Linked DNA regions of Mus musculus: region 1 is linked to region 2. Evidence: chromatin loops called from intact Hi-C (ENCODE). Cell type or tissue: heart. All regions are shown on one strand. Links, peaks and the distances in the headings refer to the core of each region. The heading gives the core; the rest is flanking DNA. Region 1 has its middle 17 kb from the start of Gm41928. Region 2 has its middle 23 kb from the start of Vps4b.

What was found. Peaks named below come from ENCODE experiments on the same cell type or tissue, not always from the same donor. Only the 100,000 strongest peaks of a DNase experiment are listed, where the experiment ranks them.
Region 1: a loop joins it to region 2, with 2.8 times the contacts of the local background. A loop is called at or near these places in 8 of 42 quality-filtered maps.

Annotation. Positions count from the first base shown.
Region 1 is chr1:106,500,636-106,512,658 of GRCm38, reverse strand. No RefSeq gene overlaps it. Among named protein-coding and RNA genes, the nearest start is that of Gm41928, 17 kb to the left of the region's middle. In heart, for the core only: no CTCF peak of the experiment used is centred there; no DNase peak of the experiment used is centred there.
Region 2 is chr1:106,813,246-106,825,268 of GRCm38, reverse strand. No RefSeq gene overlaps it. Among named protein-coding and RNA genes, the nearest start is that of Vps4b, 23 kb to the right of the region's middle. In heart, for the core only: a CTCF peak has its summit at 6,709 (motif pointing right); no DNase peak of the experiment used is centred there.

The DNA of each region.
Region 1 (12,023 bases), core at 2,727-10,726, 310 kb after region 2:
TCAATGCCAGGTTGGATAATTAGTGCAACAAGATCTCATTTTTTTTTTTAAAACAAGACAGGGTTTCTCTGTGTAGCCCTGGCTGTCCTGTAACTCACTTTGTAGTGTAGACCAGGTTGACCAGGTTGTAGACCAGGTTGGCCTCGAACTCAGAAATCCTCCTGCCTCTGCCTCCCAAGTGCTGGGATTAAAGGCATGTGCCACCACCACCCGGCTCAAATTTTTAAAAAGTAAAACAGGGGTCTGGGGATGAGGTTCAGTGGCAGCATACATGCTAAGTCTGCTGAAGTACCTGGGTTCAATTCCCAGTAGGAAGATACATAAATACATAAGTATATCAATAAGTAAATGTAACTGAATGCAATTTAAAAATCCAAACAAGCAAACCCAAAACAAAACTAAGATAGATTAACCCAGAATGCAGCACCCCTAATAACCATTCACTGTGTCTGGATCACATGATTAGCTGCTTCTAGTAGCTAATACACATACTTTATTTAATAAAGATAGCTGGTGATTTGTTAAAAGTCAGGTGCTGAACTAAACATACAAGGTCCTCTAATTGACCTGCCAGTTGCTTGGGGACATGTAAGTCAGCAGTGTCTCGATAGAGGAACAAATCTCTGTGCTCATAAATTTCTTACTAAGAGAAGGGTCTCTGCCAGCAACTCAGACCTTACATTCAGCATACATACATGCCCTTCACTGAAGTTAGTATCATGACTGAAAGTACACTCAGTCTGGGTGACACAATATGTGAAGTGGAAATTATATCCACAGCGGGAGAGGGAAGCTACCAAAGTTGAAACCATGACACTGTTGGAAGAGGAACTTGACTTCACACTGCCCACTGCAGGATGCCTCGCTTTCAGTCCATCTGCGCCCCCTGCAGGAATTCACAGTGAAGCACTCATTTCAGGGCTCAGCTTGCTCACAGTGAATGCTCAGTGAGACTGGCCTATAAAGAGATCAGTCAAGGGTGTAACTCCAGGACATCAAAACGAGGGTTCAGGTGTCTGTTCAAAGGGAAACGGCTGGTCATAGATACTAAACAGGACTCGAGGCTTATTTAACAACTGTTCTACTCTTCAAGTGTTGGAAGCAGACATATATGGACAGCATATGTCTCCTTTAAAGTATCATGCTCCTATCTTAAGCAAACAAAAACATCCTGATATTCTTTTCTATTAAGGAAAAAACACATAAAAGAACTAAAAATAATCTTAGGACATTTCTTCTTTTCCTCTACTTCCCTTGATTATTTTGATTCCCCCTTCTAAGTAGGACTGAAACATCCACTCTTTGGTCTTCCTTCCTCTTGAGCTTCATGTCATCTGTGAACTGTATCTTGGGTATTACATGTTCTTTGCCTAATACCACTTATCAGTGAGTACATACCATATGTGTTCTTTTGTGACTGAGTTACCTCACTCAGGGTGATATTTTCTAGTTCCATCTATTGGCCTGTGAATTTCATGAAGTCATTGTTTTTAATAGTTGAGTTCATTGTTTAAGTGGACCACATTTTCTGTATCCATTCCCTTGAGGGATATGTGGATTCTTTCCAGCTTCTGGCTGCTATAAATATGGCTGTTATGAACATAGTGGAGCATGTGTCCTTATTACAAGTTGGAACATCTTCTGGGTATATGCCCAGTAGTGGTATAGCAGGGTCCTCAGGTAGTACTATGTCCAATTTTCTGAGGACCCCCCTAGACTGATTTCCAGAGTGGTTGTACCAGCTTACAATCCCACCAGCAATGGAGGAGTGTTCCTATTTCTCCACATCCTCGCCAGCATCTGCTGTCACCTGAGTTTTTTATCTTAGCCATTTTGGCTGGTGTAAGGTGGAATCTCAGGGTATTTTTGACTTGCATTTCCCTGATGACTAATGATGTTGAACGTTTCTTTAGGTGCTTCTCAGCCATTCAAATTTCCTCAGTTGAAAATAAGAGATATTAAGGAATAGTGATTGCTGCTTCCTATTATTTTTGTTGTTAGAGGTGGAATTATGTTTCTGTGGCTATCTTATGTTGGGTTTGTTGAAAGAAGATTACTTGCTTGCTTTTTCTAGGGTGTGTTTTCCCTCCCCCCCCCTTGTGCTGCAGTTTTCCATCGATTATCCTTTGTAGGGGTGGATTTGTGGAAAAGTATTATGTAAATTTTGTTTTGTCATGTAATATATTGGTTTCTCCATCTATGGTAATTGAGAGTTTTGCTGGGTATAGTAGCCTGGGCTGACATTTGTGTTCTCTTAGGGTCTGTATGACATCTGTCCAGGATCTTCTGGCTTTCATAGTCTCTGGTGAAAAGTCTGGTGTAATTCAGATAGGTCTACTTTTATATGTTGACCCTTTTCCCTTACTGCATTTAATATTCTTTCTTTGTTTTGTACAGTTGGTGTTTTGATTATTATGTGACAGGAAAAATTGCTTTTCTGATCCAATCTATTTGGATTTCTGTAGGCTTCTTGTATGTTCATGGGCATCTCTTTCTTTAGATTAGGGAAGTTTTCTTCTATAATTTTGTTGAAGATATTCACTGGCCCTTTTAAGTTGGGAATCTTCACTCTCTTCTATACCTATTATCCTTAGGTTTGGTCTTCTCACTGTGTCCTGGATTTCCTGTATGTTTTGGGTTAGGAGCTTTTTGCATTTTGCATTTTCTTTGACTTTTGTGTCAATGTTTTCTATGGCATCTTTTGCACCTGAGATTCTCTCTTCTATCTCTTGTTATCTATTGGTGATGCTTGCATCTATGACTCCTAATCTCTTTCCTAGGTTTTTTATCTCCAGGCTTGTCTCCTTTTGTGATTTCTTTATTGTTTCTCTTTCCACTTTTAGATGCTGGATGGTTTTATTCAATTCCTTCACCTGTTTGGTTGTGTTTTACTGCAATTCTTTAAGAGATTTTTGTGTTTTCTCGTTTCTATCTGTTTACCTGTGTTTTCCTGTATTTCTTTAAGGGAGTTATTTTTGTCCTTCTTAAAGTCCTCTATGACGATAGATCATGCGATGTGATTTTAAATCAGAGTCTTGCTTTTCCAGTGTGCTGGAGTATCCAGGGCTTGCTGTGGTGGGAGAACTGGGTTCTGATGAAATCTTGGTTTCTGTTGCTTATGTTCTTGCCCTTGCCTCTCACCATCTGGTTATCTCTGGTCTTGCTGTTATCTGTTATCATCTGTTAGCTGGTCTTGCTCTCTCTGACTGTGTCTTGTCCCTCCTGCAAGCCTGCGTGTCAGCACTACTGGGAGACCAGTTCTCTCAGGGAGGAATTTGGGTATGGAGAGCTGTGGCACAGGGTCAGCTCAGGGGTACAGATGGAAACTAGAAGGATCCTGTCCCAGACTGTTCCTTTTTTCCTGTGTCCTGAGGGCTCTGGGTGAGGGAAGCACCCACAGATGTCTCTGCTGCCATATTGCCCACACATGGTTTCCTGCTGCAGTCTCTTTCTCCTTCTCTTCTCAAATAACTATTCTTTCCACTTCCTGTTCTATTGCTTCTTTAGCCTTGTGGACACTTCTATAACTATCTTACATATCAAATCTTTTGTTCGTTTGTTTGCTTGTTTGTTTGTTTGTTTAAAATACTTAGCCGAGGGCTGGAAAGATTGTTAAGTGATCAAGAGCACTTTGTGCTTGTCTAAAAGATCTGCATTCAGTTCCCAGCACAAATATGAATTCAGATTTGTATGTTAAACCCCAGTAGCCCTAATGGGATGGAGTTGGGAGGTGGTTGATTATGCCATGAGAGGTAGAGAATGAGAGGTAGAGGCACAGGTGTACCTTAGTCTACTATGCTGGGAAGATTCTGTACCTGGTACCAATGGAAGGATGTAGCATAACTGAACACATCTATGGACTGTGATGTAATCACTTTGCATCTCTGTCACTTTCCTGTAGCACTTCCCATTTCTGCATTATTATAATAACTGTGACCAGTGATCTATTGTGCTATCATTATGCTATTATGCTATTGATCTATTATACCTATTGTTCCTGAGTTCAGTTCCCAGCACTCACATTGGGAAGCCCACAACTGCCTGTAATCACACTCTGATACTCCCTTTCCATAGGCATCCATATTCATCTCTATACACACACATTGGACTCCTGATGAAGACACCATCTCTGAGACATCCTCGACTCCTCAGCCCCTACCCTCCCATTTATCTCTTTTTCATGGGAATCAGGAACTGTAGATAAGAAAATACAAAGCATGTTGGGACAGAGACAGACATCTAGGAGATGCAGCCTCAAGCTGAAGCATGCTGAGAACAGAAATGGCACAATCACAAGTCAGGAATAAGGCAAGAAGGCTCCTCTCCAGAGGACTGAGGAGGACACAGCTCTGTTGCAGCTTGATTTCTAGCTTCTAGAATGACAAGGAGAGGGATGTCTGCTAGCGGAGTCATCCATTTTGTGGCACTTGACTGCACTAGTGCAAGCAAGCTGAGACTCTAGCCTCATGTCAGTTTCATTGTTTATAAAGGTCAGCTTGTAGTGCTGCCCAGAGATCTGAAGAGCAAACAGCACTGACAGATGTAAGCATCTCTTGTAGGGAGAGGCAAGCAGGATGCAGACTGTCTGTCATCCTCTTTTGATAAGGGAGTTGCTCCTCTACAACACTCTCATCCTGGCCACAGCCCCTGCTCCCTACATGTCCACCATGCACACATATGCCAGACACATCACATCACACACACAAACATACACACAGACACACAGAGACACACACACACACATTATACATATGTCAGACACATCACATATACACCATACACTTTATATACATATGCCAGCCACATCACACATACACACTACACACATTACAAACAAAGGCCAAGAGCATCAACACACCACAAACAGAGAACATACCATACTATACCATGCACCATACATATCATACATACCACATCACATATACATACTACACTATGCATACCATACCACAGACATCACATATGCACACATCACACCATACCATTCCATACCATGTACATGCTACATGTACATTACATACCCATACCTCAGATACATCAATCACACATACCAGACACACATTACACGTTACCCAGATATTCTGCATTTTACATATACACACATACCACCCAGTACATACACTACCCCATGCCATACCTACCATACCACACCATGTATGCCACACATCAAACACATCATACATAACGTGCACTCACAAACACACACACACACACACACACACACAGAAGTAGGCTCCAATCCATGTAAAATCCTCTACTATGTGGTAGCAAAATCTGATGTACTCTTGTCCTATAGTACTTCCGCTGTATGTAAAATGTGGAATCTGTGTTTGTGTGGAACATATGGGTGATGTGTGTCTAGTATGTGCGATTGATTCATCTGAGGAATGGGTGTGTAATGTACATACAGAGGCTGCTCATTTCTACCAGATGCCAACTATAAGTGGTTTGGGAAAGTATGACGGATTCAATTCTAGTGCAGGCCTGGGAGAAAAGGGACTATCTCCTAGTTTGCTCCTGCCCCACCCGAAAGCAATTATCCTTGTGACTTTACAAGTCTAAAACAGTGGGTACTCCATTTCCACATACCAACATATTTGCTCTGCTAGATACAAAATGGGCAGGATTTCTGGTCCTTTTCTGTTCTGAGAACAAAGGAACAAATGGACAGAATAGAGACAGGAATGAGAAGAAGGAGACAGCAAGTTCTCATGAAGCAGTTTGGTTTGGCTGTGTTTGCAACCATCTAGAATCCCTGAAGGAGCAGGGCTACAGCTTCTGCCCCCAGTGCAGCCTGCAGCTGCTGAGGGGACACAGACACAAGGATGTAACCATTTTCAGTGGCACCTGTTCTCTGGCTACCAACCTCTCAGAGCTGACCTTGAGGCAAGCATGGACAAAAGCCAGACCTGCAAATCTGGGCTGGGAGCTCCGGACAGCACAGCACGCTCCTTCAGTTTCTTACCGATCCACTTTACTGGGTAAGGGGAAACAGGGCTCCTGGACTGACCTCTCTCCCTGCTAGTCCTGAGTCATCTCATTAAGACACAGATGTTTCAAGCCATTGAAAGTGAATCTCCCCCAACATAGCCAGAACTATCAGGAGAGCAAGAATCCCTGGAAACCCTAAACACCAATTAGGCAAATCCTAAATTACAGAGTTCTCATCCCACAGAGAAATGCAGAGTACAATTTCACCTCCTCCAGAAAACTACAACATGGTTTCTGTCCACCATCTGCAAAATGCATTCTTCCACCTGGTAGGCATTTCCCTGAGAGCCTTTCTGGATGCATCAAAATGGAACAAAGACTGTCAGCTAAGCACTGTGCCTGATATCCAGTAAGGAGTTGGGGGTGGGGGGAGGGGGAGGAGAGGAGAGGGAGAGAAGAGAAGGAGGAGCAGAGAGCCAAGAAGAAAGAAGGCAGAGAACGTGTGTGTGTGTGTGTGTGTGTGTGTGTGTGTGTGTGTACATCTCTTTCATTTGTTGCGATCAACACCAAGTGTTCTTCATATGCCCTGGAGGAAGCACTTTAGCAAATACAGTATAAGATGGAACCTCTAGCTTCACTATTTCCAATCCAAGCGAGACAAAGAGTGAATGCCACGCCGCAGGAAACTTTCACCTGTGAAAATTCTGGAGGAGAGAGAGTGGTGAGAACTGAAGGGCTTCCTTGTGAATTTACCCTGAACTGGACCATACAGAGAGAACCATCAGGAAAGAAAGCAGCAAAGTCCAGGCCGGCTCCCATGCCAGGAAGCTCTCCTGGTCTCTGGAAGATCCCCTGCTCTCTAAACTTCCCCAAGTCCCTTAGGGATCTCTTCAAAGAACCCGAGTTCCCCTGGAGGTCCACAGGGTCCTTGACCACCAACCCAGGACACAATCCCTAGGACACAGCTAGACCTCAGGTTCCGAAAGGATGGCATGTGCCCGAGAATGATTCTTACTGGGCTGTCAGCTGGAGAAGTTCCTCCACAGCCTTTAGTGCTCCATCATCCCCTGTGTCCTTAAGAACTGTACAGTGGAGGGAGAAAGCTCGTGAGGTCTAGATAAAAGCTACAGGGAACTAAGGAATGCTGGGAGTGAAAGAAATGCTGGTCCTCAGGGAGCAACACAGTCATTCTTTATCCAATACAACACGGTCAGCCCTAAAAACATATGTAACTAACATTATACAGATTGGGAAGGTTGTATTTCTACATTTAGGAACACACACAGGCACACGCACACATGCACACGTATATGCACATGTGCATACACACAAACACACACACCAATAGTTAAAAAGGGGGGAGTCATGAATTTAGAGTTAGGAGTAAGAAAGGGAAGAGGAGAAATAATATCATTATATTAGAATAAAAAATATTTTAAAAAGAGAACTGTCCAGTGGGAACTCAGCACAGACGGGTTTAAAGGATTGTTGGCTGCAAGTCCACCCTGTCCTGTCTTTCAGTGGCCCTCTGGCCACTGTCTTTATTGGGTTGCTGGGTCCTGGCCTTTCTTATCCTCCTGGCCTGTGAAGACCTAACAGCAGAAGCCATGGGATCTGCAGTGGCCAGATCGGGGTTTTCCACTTCTTTCAGTGTGTCCATCATGAGCGATGCCCAGCCCAGGCAGAGGGCTTCTCAGAATGTCTCTTTTGTTCCAGGTGTCCACTTGCTAGAGACCAGCACTGACTTTCCAGTGTCAGGCACTGGCCTCTGTTATATTTCAAGGTTTCTAGACTTTCTGACTCTGGCCCAAGCTGGCTTTTATTGTCTCATTACCTGGCAGGGGGGTTCTTGAAGTAAATATGGGCTGGGCCAAGAGAACAGAAGCCCTAGGACTTAAAGAGGGTGAGGTGCAGGGGGAGAGGAAAAAAAGGTTATTGGGGATCAGTAAGAACAGATTGCGTACCTTGCAGAGCCTACATGGGAATGGGGAGCGGGTATGTGAGTCAACTCTGAGGGGCCGTGACAGGACAGAACATTAGGATCCCCTTAGCACAGGAAATTCTTCAATGAATCCTTAGTCAAACCAGGGGCCTGGATTTGTGTTTTGGAAAGGTGGTACCCAGCTTCAATATATTTTAGCTTTAGGGGCCTTCCTATGTTAATGAATCATCTTTTATAGCTCCTTTCTCATGTGTACCCACCCGCCACTACTCATATCCCATTTGCTATCTATTCAGGCACCTGGACATTCAGATTTGTAGTTCTGAAGGAGATGATGAGCTGTGCAGTGGAGAGGGCTGGGGTGCAGGGGAAACCCTGAACTACGAGTTTATAGAGGCCCTAAGATCTGAGGTAGTCAGTCTATCATTATTCCTAAGATAAAATATATTTTCTTATAAGTCATTTGAATTTTTAAAATCTCTATTTCACAGCACATCAGAAGCATATTTTTCTAAGCTTGTTCCAACAGGAGATGGTGTCTATAAATCATGTGATTAAGTTATTACAGGATAAATCAAGAGCATCTGTGTGAGCCTAAGGTCCTGACGCTGGTGATTTGCTATAGTGCTTAGTGCTATCTCGGTTTATGTGGTATCACAGAGCCAAGAGGCTGTCCACAAACTGTCACTACTTAGCCTGCAACCACCAAGACACAAGCTCTAGGATCTGGCTCCAAACCTGCTGTTCTCATACCATATACCCATGGATAAGACACATCTAATTCACACAGTAATGACATGATAAGGGATGAAAGATTCAAAACAAACAGTAAACATTATCTGTTCTTTTAGCCCTTACCTGCCAAAACATGACCGACACTGGACAAACTTTGCCACCGTCCCATATACTCATTGCCAGTTTTTTTTTTTTTTTTGCCTCTCCATTTATAAGAGAAGATGTAGTACAATAGATATGGACTTCCCAGTCATACTTAATTTTTTAATGTTTAAAAATATGCATTTTGTGTGCATTAGTATTCCCATGTATGTTCAAGGGTTATGATATACGGGTAGAAGTCATAAGATAATTTAAAGGAGTTGATTCTCTCCTTTGCCTGTGTGGGGCCTTGGATCAAACTTGGGCCATCAGGTTTTGGCACCGAGCAACTTAACCACAGAGCCATCTGCCAGCTTGCACTTGTACTCTCTCTAGCTTGACTCTAGACGATTCCTAAGCCTGCGAAACTCTTTGGATGATGCTGATTCCCACTAATTTGTAACTAACACATTTGAAGCCATTTAGGTTTTGGTACTTGGCTGTGAATTACTCTAAGACTAAGTAATTATGGGAAGTGAATTAAGCCAGGGGTGTTAGTTGTGCCAGTTTCCAGAATATTCTAAGCAATTATTAGTAGGTGATGAATAAGTGACGTCAAGGGCAACAGAAAGCACTCTCCGAGCTACCTTAGACCTACTTTTGTGTCATATGGGACACACATGAGTCAGCCTTCTCCTACGATTAGTAGTTATAAAATGATCTCATTTAATTTACTAAATGCCAACCTTAAATCATACTGTAATGCTCACCACGGTGCCGGAATCATAGTTATGATTCCAGCCACTGGTCAAACCCCGTGCTTCCTGAGACCCTTCAGAACGAGGTGTTTGCTGATTGCATTAGCCATGATTTATGAAGACTAAATCTATGACTTAGAACCTGCTAATTAGAGGTGCTTTGACCTACAGAAGCACTTCTTCAATGTACAGAAAAGGAGCCACTACAAGTGTCTGTCAATTTCTTTTTCTTTCTTCTTTTTCTTTCTTTTCTTTTAAATTGAATATTTTCTTTATTTACATTTCAAATGTTTTCTCCTTTCCAGGTCTCCCCTTCAGAAACCCTCTATCCCATTCCCCCTCCCCCTGCCTTTATGAGGGTGCTCCCCCACCCATCCACTCCCATCTTCCCACCCTGGCATTCCTCTACACTGGGGCATCGAACACCTTCAGGCCCAAGGGCCTCTCCTCCCACTGAGGTCCAACAGTGTCTATCAATTCCAAATTCCCTTGCATGTTAAGATAAAATCCAGCTTGCTGAAGTGCTTTTAAAAAGAATTTTTAAAAACATTTATTTTATGTGTATGAGTGTTTGCCTGCATGTATGTCTGTGCATCATGTGTATGCCTGGTGCCCAAAGAGGCCAGAAGAGGGCACAAAACAATTGGGAGCTTCCACATGGGTGCTGGGAGTCAAACGTGGGTCATTTGGAAGAACACCCATGCTCTTAATCACTGAGCCATCTCTCCAGCCCCAAACTCGATTATGTATGAATATTTTGTGTGCATGAACATCTGCACATCAGAAGAGGGCCTCATACAGTTGTGGTCCACCATATAGGTGCTGAGAATGGAAATCGGGACCTCTGGAAGAGCAGCCAGAGCTCCTACACACTGGACCATCAGTGCAGCATTGAAGTGCCTTTCAAGATAATACAATCACTTCCCAATGGAAGCATGCTAATAGGTATGGCAAATAAGGTGTTTACAGAACATGCAAGAGGTACAACCACAGAAATGTATCAAGACAGAGAACCAATGTGACAGAAAAGGGGAAGGAAGCTCAAATTCCTGTGTTAAATCATGCAACAACAACAACAACAAAATGCTTGAAGAGAGAAAGAAGCACCTAAACCAATGAACTGCTGGGAACAGGCTACTCACCCAGCAGCACACGGCCATTAGCAGCTGTTGGATGCCACCAGACTTGGATGTGGACTTTTGTTTCTGTGCGGGGATCACCTCAGCCACTCATCCTGACCTGCACACTTGGTTTCATACTGGATCCTCCCTGGTGAACGAGCTCAGCCTCTGAGCCAGTGTGACTCTGTCCTTGTCTTTTGGTCTGCATCATGTTCTGGGCACATCAAGAACTGGGGTCTCCTGACTCATTGGTTTGCAGTCTCCCACTTCCTGGCTTCCTAGGTCTAACTAAGGAGTTAAAATGGATGGAACCACTGTGGCTCTGATCAAAGCAGAACACTTTGAAAAGTCCCTTTGTTTATACAGCAGTGGATCTGGTTGGAAGCATACAGTGCGTAATAGAGAGAGTCTGGGGTTTACTTGAGGGGGGTTCTAAGACATTACAAGATGATCAGTACACACCAGACACACATCTGCAGTATCCTACACTCTAAGTGACTCACTGGGCATGAGTTAGTATTTGTCTTAAAGTATTGCTTACTGTTAATAAATTTAATTAATAATATTACTATGAAAAAAGTTTAATTGATAAGTAATGCTATTTATTACTTGTATCTTTATTAGACTTAGAACTATTTTTCTTTCCTTTAGAGTAAATCTCATCACTAGAGCAATAGTCCAACACATTTTGAAGGACCTGCATTGCAGCAATTCATAGGTGGTTTAATAGCTCTATTCAAAGCCAATGGCTCAGTGTCAACTTGTGGAGACATTTGTCTTTGGCCCTGGTCAGTTTAAATTTTTTGACATCAGTGACTTGGAATAAGGCCTAGAATCTATATGGATCAATAAATAATAGAAAGGGAGAGTCAAATCAGAATAAGCAAACCAATGACATCATTCTTCCTCCTTTATTTGAGTCATGAATACCATGCATTCATTCATGGTGCTTTGTAACATTTCTGGCTTTGTGTTGTCATTTTAAGACAGAGTTTCATACATCTGAGGCTGGCCTTGGACTTGCTATATGGCTAAAAATGACCTTGAGCTTCTGATTCCCTGCCTCCCTCCTGAGTCCTGGAATTATAGACTTTATGCACTACCATTCCCAGTTCCTGGGCTACGGATCAAACCCAGGGCCTCACCTATGCTCGGGAAGTGATCTGCCAACTAAGCTATGCTCCCAGCCCACATTTATGTCTTTAAAAATTAATATTGAAGGAATATACAGGGAAGAACAGATTTGGTAATGGATTGACAATCACAATCCAAACCATCATAGCAATGAGAGTATAATCCACAGTCATAGTAATAGAGGCTTACTGCTAGGCCACACCTGGAATATACATTCACACCTAGATATTACATGTTAAAAGAGACATTTAAGCTTGGCGTGGCGGCGCACACCTTTAATTCCAGTACTCAGGAGGCAGAGGCAGGCGGATTTCTGAGTTC
Region 2 (12,023 bases), core at 2,333-10,332:
GACCCTCTGCCCAACACAGACAGCAACCCAACTTCCCATGAGAAACTATTAAGGCCTTTCTCCTAAAGACATATGGACCATAGAAGCGCTTGTCACAGGAAACAGCTTCAATGTGAGTGTTCTCCATCCCCTAAAGCATAAACAGAAGCCTCTCTCTGATTTCTGGAGATGTTTCCTCAGTCATAATGATGATGCCTCCTCCTCCATCTCCACCAAGTAGCAGCCTTCCCAAAGTTAATGCAACTTGAAGAAAGGAAGAGTGGAAGGAGGAGAGATAAGGGAACGGTGCGTTGACACTGTCCAAAGCACAGTAACAGGGCCCTTAACACAATCAATCGCATCTTCTCACCTTCAACATCCCACATGAGGTTTGATGAAAAGTAACTTGGGATGCTCAGCAACAGAGGGCATACTTTATAGGATCAATCTTCACAGCACACCGTAGATAACACAGCATGGCTCATGACAATCTTTATAGAAGCAGTAGGATTCTCTCCATGGTACTGCATTGCAGGTTTTCAATAGCTTGGTTGATATGGGGATATCCACAAATTAAAATGTGTACATACATATATTTCTTGTTGTGCTTGCTGAGAGGACCTATGAGAGAAGAAACCTGTGCCAACGAGTAACGAACGTATCAATCTCTACAAAGAGATTCAGAAGAAATGAATAGTGAAGAAACCAGTGAGGTTAAGAACAGATAATCTTCGAAAAGCCAAAAAGTATCTTAAAAAAGAATAGAGGTGAAATGGGGCACAGAAATCATCACACAGATGTTCTCCTCCACCAAGCTGGGACCAACCTGATCATAAAACTCATCACAGACTATGCCGGGGCCTAGCAAACACAGAAGTGGATGCTCACAGTCAGCTATTGGATGGATCACAGGGCCCCCAATGGAGGAGCTAGAGAAAGTACTCAAGGAGCTAAAGGGATCTGCAACCCTATAGGTGGAACAACATTATGAACTAACCAGTACCCCTGAGCTCTTGACTCTAGCTGCATATGTATCAAAAGATGGCCTAGTCGGCCATCACTGCAAAGAGAGGCCCATTGGACTTGCAAACTTTATATGCCCCAGTACAGGGGAACGCCAGGGCCAAAAAGGGGGAGTGGGTGGGTAGGGGATTGGGGCGGGTGGGTATGGGGGACCTTTGGGATAGCATTGAAAATGTAAACGAGGAAAATACCTAATAATAAAAAATAAAAATAAAAAATAAAACTCATCACAATAATAGGTCATTAGCCACTTTTTCAAAGAGGGTGTGCATCCCGCACCATCACCCTCGATCACACGTCACAGCACTCATTATCAGAAATCACAGACTGCCATCTTCCAGATCCAAGCAGAAAGACTTCACAGCTTGTTTTTCACTGGTCTGGTTCTGGTCCTGCCTATCAGTCAGTTACTATTGTCGAGTATATCATCAATAGAGTACATAGTGAAGCTCCTTGAATTCACAGTTCCCTGCAGATAAATGAACTCTCAAATGCCCTTTCAGAAACATTAGGGCAGCAACTCTCACTGTACAGTTGAAGCCACAATCACATAATTTTTTTAAGGCTTATTTTTATTTTAAGTACATTGTAGCTCTCTTCAAACACACCAGAAAAGGGCATCAGATCTCATTACGGGTGATCGTGAGCCAACATGTGGTTGCTGGGATTTGAACTCAGGACCTTGGGAAGAGCAGTCAGTGCTCTTAACCGCTGAGTCATCTCTCCAGCACTCCATAATCACATTATTAATAGGCCACAGGTCTTCATTGATTTCAACATAGCTGTCTTAGTTAGGCTGCCCATTGCTGTGAACAGACACCATGACCAAGGCAACTCTTATAAAGGAAAACATTTCATTGGGGATAGCTTATAGGTTCAGAGGTTCAGTCCATTATCATCAAGGCAAAATCATGGGAGCATCCAGGCAGGCATGGCAGTGGAAAAGGAGCTAAGAGTTCTACATCTAGAAGACTGTCAGCTAGGAGGATCTCAAAGCCTACCCTGATAATGACACTACCTCCAACAAGACCATACCTCCCAACAGTGCCACTTCCTATGAGCCAAGCCTTTTCAAACCACTGTAGTCACTATTTTGAAATTTATTTTCACACATCCATAGTACTGATTTATATTTGCTTAGAATAGAAAATATGGTCTGGAGAGAGGACTTCAGGGCCAGGAGTGATTACTGCTCTCCTAGACAACCTCAGTTTGGTTACCAGCACCCACAGTAAGAAGCATCCAATCACCTGTAACTCCAGCTCCAAGGGATCTGACACAGTCTTCTGGCTGCCATGAACACCTACAGTGTACATACCTACACACAAACACAAACATATACACATAAATAAAAATAAATCTTTTTAAAAGGGAGTTCAAATCATTTTTTATTTATATGTATTTTAATATGGGGGTAAGAAAATATGTCTTCTCATTTAGTTGATGAATAATCATAGGAATTTTAGTTTGCTATATATAATCATTTTTAAATATCATTGAAATATTCCATAATTTAGAATTTTTACATTACCAAAAGGTGTTTTTTCCTAATAAATACCAGTGAGGGTTTGCACCTCTTTTTCTAGGCTGTCGTTCCTCTTTACCCAGTCAAACCTAGCCCCATAAATATCTAAGAAGTTCATTGATTTCCTCACCAGACAAGACATTTGGCTGCGTAATGCAAATGGAATTGGACAGGTTCTCTGCCCAGGGACTGGGCATAGTTCCAAGTAGAGTTTGTTTCCAAAATGGCAACCCTAACAGGCCCCTACATGAGCATCTCAGTAGGCCAGTCTCCAAGAATGAATGCCTCTCTGTTACACAGCGCCCACACTCTATCTTTGGTAAATCTTGAGAGACTCATACTTTGGGGAAAAAAAGGGGAAGAATTATGGGACACTTAAAAATAGTTGATATTTCAGGTCCTTGGCCACTCTAAGTTACTGAATCCTAACCCTGAGGAATAAATTGTGAATACTTGAATCTGTCATCATGGCATGGGCCTTACCTCAGGGATACATTTTATGTTGCAATAAGAGAGAAAAAGCACATAAGCACACATTTTTAGAGATCCATTTACATCTCACAGAACTAAAGCAGAACAACGTAATTCCCAGGAGACTCTTTTAAACTTCCTCTCGGTGATGGCTCCCTAGCTGTTTATTGCCAATGAGTGACATAATTGCTATCTCATTCTGACAGCACTTTCAGAGAAATTACTCAGGTTGGCCCAACAGACAATCAAGACTGGGAACTGGGGGAGAGTGAAGTTCCTGTAAGGTACTGTGTGTTTTTATTGTATTGTCGAGTGTCTAGGCATTTATTCAAAGTTGAAAGAACATTTACTACTCAATAATGAAAGCAAATAATTGTAACCACGCAGGTTTTCAACCTCAATTCCCTTAATTGAATACATGGGAAAAAAAAGAATAGAAATCATTTTAGGCTTGCAATACAAACCATCCACAGGACAGAAGGTAAGTCTTGTTTTGCCCTGAATCCTCCATCTCCCAGCTGGGTTCAGCTCCTGTGCCTTCCAGTTCTGCCTCCCAAGCATTCTAGATGCAATACCCTGGCCCTGACCGTTCCTCTCCCCCATGCTCCCGTCTTCATTCTGAGCAGCTCTAGCTCTCTGTGAACACTCAGAATGGACTGTCTGTATGTGTGTGTAAAACAATAATTGAGGAAGAGGTCATGAACTTTAAAGGGGGTGGGGAATAGAAGAGAGAAGGGAGGTGTGGAAATTATATAAATATGGCATTCTTGTATGAAATTCTAAAAAAATAAATAAAATAAAAGTTACCCTCGTAAGTGTGGAGCGATGGTAACCTGGCATGAAAGTCTATGATGAAATTTGGTAGAGTAGCTTTACTGGCTATTGGCATTCTGTGGCTTGCTTGAAAAGGCACCTACAAACTCCCTAATGTATAATTCCTTTAACTCCTTGCCTATCTCACCTAATTTATAGTTCTTTTAGCACTCATCAGTCCAGTCATAAACCAAGAAAGCAGATGGTTGCAGTTTATCATAGGAGAGTAGTAGGACCAGAAGATGCATGCATTTGTGTAAGCACATGGAAGGAGCAGGCCTGCGGGACAGGAGGAAGGGTGAGAACGTGGAAGAGGCAGGCTGGGAAGGAAAATAGCCAAATCCTTCCCATCCAGAATGAACAGTGAGTAGCTCAGCAGTTCTCAACCTTGCTCATGCTGTGACCTGTAATATAGTTCCTCATATTGTGGTAACCCCCAACCATAAAATTATTTTTGTAGCTACTTCATAACTGCAATTCTGCTACTGTTATGAATTCTAATGTAAATATCTGATATGCGGATATTACTACCCACAGGTTGAGGACTGCTGAAGTAAGTGATGGCTGGAATTTAATTACCCACAGGCAGAAACAGAGCATGTCATTTGGACACATGAAAGTTCTATGGCAACTGGTCAAATGTGATGAAAGACACTCAGAGAAGAGGAGAGGTAGAGAGAAGGAAGCCACACAACTCAGGCGACCCTGAGAAGACTAGGAAAAGCCAAAAGCAATTACCTAAAAGCTTTACTTTGAAGGTGGCAAGGCTGAAGAGATGGCTCAACATTTAAGAGTGTGTGCTTCTCTAACAGAAGACCCAAGTTTCAGCATCTCCATGGGTTGAGGGATGTCATGAAGGGAGGAGTAGGGTAGGGGAAGGGAGAGTGTGAGCAGTTTACCTATAACACCAGCTCAACTCCAGAAGGAGCCTCGGGTCTCTGTGCCCACACATTATAAGTCAAATAAGTCTTCGGAAGTGGTACGATATTCATTCTATGTGGATGGCATACTGTTAAAAAAGAAGCCCTTTTACAGGTGGATGCGTGCAACTACTTTTCCAAATATGACAAGAGCATATTGAACAACCATAGCTGGAAGTCTCCTGCATGTGTAACTTCCAACTTAGTTAAAGTCTACGTCCGGGTTAGTAGACAAAAATAATTCCTACAGTTTCTTTTAATTAGACTCAACAAAAGGCCTTGAGAGAAAAAGATCTTCAAGATCAATAAGAAACATAACTAGCTTCATTATATTTATTTTAATCCACTATATACTTTATTTCATTTATGCAAAGGCTGTGGCTGCTGGCTGCAACCATGGGGAGGCTTTGGAAAGAGAAATGTAGGCCCATCCAGCAGACAGGTACCTGATTCCCAAAGCCATGGTTTTACTCGTGATCACATGCTTCAGTTTCCACAAATGCAATGACTGGCCCAGAACGTGAATGTCTGGGATGTAGCTCAGCAACAGAGCTCCTCTGCAGAATGCAGGAGGCACTGTGTAGTAGTCCAAGCATCATAAAAACAAGAGAAAACAGAAGCTTGACTGCTTAAGACTCTGAGTAGGTAACGTCACACACCTTCCAGATCCATGATTGAACTCTCGCTCCACCAACAATGATACATCAAACTTTAGGTTCTCGGAAGCCAGTGTATCAATGGATGGTGGGCCATTTCTAGCTTGACTTTGGACCAATGTGAAATGTGGATGGTAAGTTGTAAACCTATGAATGGGGTATGCCTTGCACCCTGCCCTTGCTATGCTAAGTTCTACACTGTCCAATATGGTGGCTGCTAGCCCCAGGGACTACTGACCACCTGGATGTGGCTAGTCTTCACTGAGATGGGCCATGTGGAGAAGTCTCTACAGCCTAAGAGTGTAAATAACTTCTCTCTTCTTATTGTGACACAATGTTGGGACGATAATGCTCTGGTAACATTAGGTGAAATTGGGTGAATATCATTGGAATTAGTTTGTCTCACTTGGTTTGTTCTTTTGGCAGTGCTGGGATGCAACCAAGAGCCTTACAAATGCTCTGCAAAAGTCCTACCTCTGAGCTACACTACCAGCTGCTTGGTTTTACTTTTTAAAAATATGTGGTCTTTCCAGGCATGGTGGCTCATGCCTTTAATCCCAGCACTCGGGAGGCAGAGACAGGCGGATTTCTGAGTTCGAGGCCAGCCTGGTCTACAAAGTGAGTTCCAGGACAGCCAGGGCTGTACAGAAAAACCCTGTCTCGAAAAATCAAAAAAAAAAATAAATAAATAATAAAAAATATGTGGCCTTTAGAAAATTTTTAGTTTTAAATTATGCTCATTGTTCATGCTTTTGTCTATGGAACAATGTTGCTCAGTTTCTAATACCACCCAAAGTGCTATGGGCAAGACTTCCCAGCTTGTTTTCCACCTTGAATTTCTGCCCTGCTATTACTAACTCTGACAATTTTTTTATTTTTCTTTCCCTTTTGGTTTTTTGAGATAGTGTTCCTCTGTGTGGCTCTGGGTGTCCTAGACCTTATTTTGCAGATCAGGCTGGACTCAAACTTGGAGATCCACCTGCCTCTACATGCTAAATGATGGCGTTAAAGGCATATTCCACTATACCTCGACAATTTTCAAGGAACCACAACTTAATAGAAAGTTGTAGTTTTGGGGCTGGTGAGATGGCTCAGCGGTTAAGAGCACTGACTGCTCTTCCAAAGGTCCTGAGTTCAAATCCCAGCAACCACATGGTGGCTCACAACCATCCATAACAAAAATCTGATGCCCTCTTCTGGAGTATCTGAAGACAGCTAGAGTGTATACACATATAATAAATAAATAATCTTTAAAAAAAAAAAAGAAAGAAAGAAAATAAAGTTGTAGTTTCTAAATGTCGCCAGTAGATGTCACGAGTACCACACTTGTCTGAAACTGAAAGCAGCCAATTGGCACTGTTTGGACTATGAATTCTGTTTTGAACCAATTTGAGATTGTTCATTGACAGATAAGTGAGCGAAACTGAGAAAATGAAGGTAGTTCGTGGTGAATGAGAGAATGCATTTCTCTAAAGCTTATAGATGAACCCAATGTTGGGAAACTTTTCATAAGCTTGTAAGTCATGAGAGTGAAAATCAATATTTAAGAGATTTTACTTTTTTCTGTAATATTTTTTGAACAATAATTTTTAAAAATAATTTGGGCGCCTCCTTCTGATCTGCAGACACTAATGAATAAAATTACAAATTTTCCTGTTGCTATTATTTATAAAGGAGCTTCACCCTGTCATTTGTATAAAATATTTATAACAAGGGAAGACTTGGTAGTCAATATTTAATGCCCTAATATAGTTAATGGTCTCAATAGCAGTTACTGTTATGAAGTTAATTGTTCCCAGATTCTGGTTCTTTTGGGAACCGTCTTGAAATATTTAGGTCATAGATTTGTTTCCTTTGATAACTTGTTATTACTTAGAGTTCTTGCCCTGCTGTTCTTATAACAAACTGGGGGGACTTGGCACAGAGACTCCCTCATGGGGTATGGTGGTGAGAGAGTCAGATATATCAGGGGTTGTGGGTGGGCATCGGGATAGAGAAGAGGTTATGTGCCCTCAGAGAGTGTTTGGCCAAGTTGATGTCTTGACAGCAGACTTCCACCCTCCAGGGCTCTAAGAGAATGTCTCTTCCGTTTGCAGCAGTCCTGGGATACTGAACTGTTTGTCCCCTTGACTAAGGAAGGGAAGTTTAGAAAAGCAGAAATCAAGCATTCATGACACTTCTCTTTTAAGCATTAGTGCACTTGACCAAGTATCTATCTATCTATCTATCTATCTATCCATCTATCTATCAGTTCTTTTGAGTCTGCAGAGATGGCTCAGTGATTAAGAGCACCGGCTGCTCTTCCAGATAACCAGAGTTTAATTCTCAGCACCCACATATGGCTCACAGTCTTTAAGTCCAGCTTCAGGGATCTGCCACAGTCCTCGGCCATCTGTAGGCACTGCTTGCTTGTAATGCAGACATAACATGGAAGCAGAACACACACACACACACACAAAAGGAAAATAAAAGTTATTTTAAGTTATTTTCAACCAATCACAGACCTATTTCAAAATAACAGCGTTAGGAAACTTACAAAGCCACTACAACTTCATTTATCTCCACATGCACAAGTGAGTTCTTCTAGGATCGATAAAGCAACAGAGATGAGTACGGCCCCACCCTCTATGCCAGATGCAAGTCTGCATGGAGCGGACGGAGAGATGGGTCTCACACTCATGACAAGCTGCTCCCAGTGGCTTCTTGTACTCCTGCCTGCTGCGCACAGCAGCTTCTGCTATTGTGGAGGAAAACAGACCGAGCACGGACCTCTATTCTCACACTCACTGTCCAGCGCACCACTCTGGCTTTTCTTCTCCCTGTGAACCTTAGCAAGGGTGTTCCCAGCAGAGATGAACTTCTGAACTGAGTGAAGGGGGACAAAACAAAAGCAACACTAACATCCTTGAAAGGTCTTCAGGGAGAATCTGCACACGCCCTGCACCTGCACTCCGCGAGCTGAGTCCCTGAGCCCCAGGGCTCATGAGAGCCTCTGAAACTACAGATGCATCCCATCCCACCACACCCGGCTGTTGTTTAGCCTCTCGTGTCTATGTTTTCCTTACCACGCTACCTATCTCTAAAATGGCTTGGTATTTTAAATCGGTCCCTCAAAGCCAAACGTAATTACGGTACTCGAGACCATTGTGCATGGTGGAGATGTGTTTTGGCGTTTATGCTTGACTCCTGGGGAACAGAATAGGAATGAAAGTCTTGGTGATTTCGAAGTGAGACCCAAGGACAGTCTCACTTCAGTGCTTTCAAATTTACTCTTATCTTAAAACAAGATCAGTGATTCCTGCTTTATAAGGTTGCTGCAAAGATGAGAGGCAGTTGGTTGGGTTTGTGGCTGTAATGGATGCTCAGTGAATGGGGGTGGGGACGTTCCACCATTACTTTTACCTCTTTGAAACACTTAATAGCAAGAAATAGCATTTTGTTCCTAACAGAAAAATGAAAACAACTTTACAGCTATGGGCCTAGGGCAGTGATTCTCAACCTTCCTAATGTTGTGACCCTTTAATACCGTCCCTCTGGTTGTGGGGACCCCCACCCATCATATCATTTCATTAGTGCTTCGTAACTGTAATGTTCCTACTGCTACGGATCGTCATGTAAAATTCTGATATGCATGCTGCCTGCTATGAGAACCCCTGGGGGGTCGGGACCCACAGGCTGAGAACCAGCACATCAGTGTGTCTACCACAGCATAGAACCTTCTCTGATAGAGACTGTTGAGCATAAAAGTTTAGGGAGACTTACTCCTGGCCTCTGTTGGAAGAGCTTTGTACTGGCTAGTTTTGTGTCAACTTGACCCATCTGGAGTTATCACAGAGAAAGGAGCTTCAGTTGAGGAAATGCCTCCATGAGATACAACTGTAAGGCATTTTCTCAATTAGTGATCAAGGGGGAAAGGCCCCTGTGGGTGGGACCATCTCTGGGCTGGTAGTCTTGGGTCTATAAGAGAGCAGGCTGAGCAAGCCAGGGGAAGCAAGCCAGTAATGAACATCCCTCCATGGCCTCTGCATCAGCTCCTGCTTCCTGACCTGCTTGAGTTCCAGTCCTGACTTCCTTGGTGATGAACAGCAGTATGGAAGTGTAAGCCGAATAAACCCTTTCCTCCCCAACTTGCTTCTTGGTCATGATGTTTGTGCAGGAATAGAAACCCTGACTAAGACAAGCTTTATTTTACTCAGGTACATGGAACGATGCCTTTGTGGTGTATTGCAGTTAGACCTTGCAGTTATTTCCGACATGTAACACCCATGGGTCCCACGGGTCTTTAGGTCAGTTCCCACAGGCTCTGAGCTAGAGCTATGCTGCTGACTGAATGGGGCTTCTTCAGCTCAGGACTTTCTTCTGTCATAGTTTAGGTTCCTCTTTGTCATCGTGATCCCTGCAGAGCAGGGTCTTAATGCTCTGGGCTTCTGCATTTTTACCGCACTGTGGATTCTGTTGGATGTTTCCTCTTTCTTTTAGTAAAACAGAATAGCACGCATGTGTGTGCCATCTCTTGGTCTCCCAGTTAACAGCACAATTCTCTGAAAATTGTAAAGCTTCCATATTTTGCCAGCGGGGTTTGCTTCTGGGGCTGACTTCTAGCTAAGTGATTTACCCCTCATCAAGCACAGTTCACTCGCTGGTTTGGGAACTAGAATTTCCTGTTGACACTTGCAAGTGGGTGAACCTTTCTAAGAATCTTGTCTTATCACTTTCCCTAAAACCTCCATATCCACGCACTAGTCCTGTTCTCAGAGTTCGTAACCCATTCCTATTGAAAGAAGCCAGCATTGTGCAATAGTGTGTGACAAGAGTGAGCAGTGGTCCAGTGACTCGTGCAGGGATGGGCTGGCTACTCAGAGGAACCAAATCCTGAGCTGCCTTCTCAACAGGAGGGAAGATTCTGCTCTTGCTGAGGCCAAAAGAAAACTGAGTTTTCACATTGCAGCTGAGTTTCGAGGTGGTGTGTCCTTCCAAGCAGACCCCTTCTAATGCTCTAAGAAAGGCTTTGAGCTGTCTAACTGAAGTCTGGATTCAAACCTAGAACTTGAGAATTCTAAGCCTAGAGATAGCCATGTCCTCCACTCCACAGTGAGCAGGCATAGCATATAAAATCACATCACCATTATTTCTAAGATGTAATTGTATTATAATGCCCATGGGTTACATGATCTGTGTACAATGCCCCTCTTTTTTGTTTGAGAAATTTAGAAGGAGCTTGGAGGGTTACATGGCTCTCACGTAATAATCAACCCAGTATACATCTCTTGATTGACATGTTGGCTGCTTGGATCAATTACATGATACTTTACACTCTGTGGTCTTTGAAGAGATCTGGCTTATGAATAAGCTAATGTCTCCATGCCCCTCCAAAGTATATCTCTTGACCTAGATCTGCCATTTTGGGAGCTCTTATGATATCCATTTTCTAGTGTTTCTTACTTGTTCCTGGCACAGAAAAACTGCTTTGTGCTGGGGTAGTTCTTCCCTTAGTAGGGATAGTATACTTTCTCCTTTAAGAGGCAACTTGAACCTTTTGCTTCTAAAAAGCCCCACCATTTAAAAGATAGGCCCACAAACATGAGAACTGAGCACTGCTGTGCTTTTATGCCTTTGTGAATAATGTGGCCTGGCTGTGTGTTTAATAACTATGGATGCCTTGTCAGAGTAATATATAGAAAAAGTTTGTGGTTAACTCTAGAAGCCTGTGTGTGTGTGTGTGTGTGTGTGTGTGTGTGTGTGTGTCTTTGTGTATGTCTGTGTGTGTCTGTGTGTCTGTGTGTGTCTGTGTGTGTATGTGTGTCTGTGTGTGTGTGTGTGTGTGTCTGTGTGTGTGTGTCTGTCTGTGTGTGTATGTCTCTGTGTGTGTGTGAGTGTCTGTGTGTGTGTGTCTGTGTGTGTGTCTGTGTGTGTGTGTGTGTCTGTGTGTGTTACATGTGAATGAACAGGAGCATGGGATCATGATATAGAGACCAGAAGTCAATACCAGGTGACTTCTCTATTGTTTTCCATGTTTCTGAGAGTCTTTCTCTGAACCTGAAGCTTGCCAACTCAGCAAGAGTAGCTGACCAGGAAACTCAAGGGACCCTCCTGTCTGCATCCTCAGCACACAGAACCACACCTAGAGTTTTATGTCACCATTAGGGATCTAAATTCAAGTAAGCACATTATTGGCCAAGCCATCTCCCTGGCCCCCATGTAATTTTATAGACCTAAGTTTCTCTTTATAAAACCTATTGTAATGTTGCTTTTCTGACTCCTATCTGCTGTCATTTACAGGTCACTGGATGAGTCTTCTGTGATACTCTTTGTGCTAATGCTTTCCTGCTCTAGCTTAGGTAAGCTGTAACATCAAAGAGTACCAGGAGCAGGAGTGATTTCTTTCCTATGAAAAAACACAGCCACCTTGCAACTCTCAAATATATCATTGCCCAGGAATTACCCTTGGGGATAGTTTGCTTGGCATTAGATAGCTTATTTTCCCAGGATGACCTTAGGATATAATTTGGTAATGAGATCATTTGGCAACTTGCACTCTAATACAGTGAAATTAAATAATTGAATTGGCGGTAGTTTTTTTTTTTTTTTTTAATTTTTAACTTACTCTTAGTTCTCCAACGTGGACTTTGGCCAAGA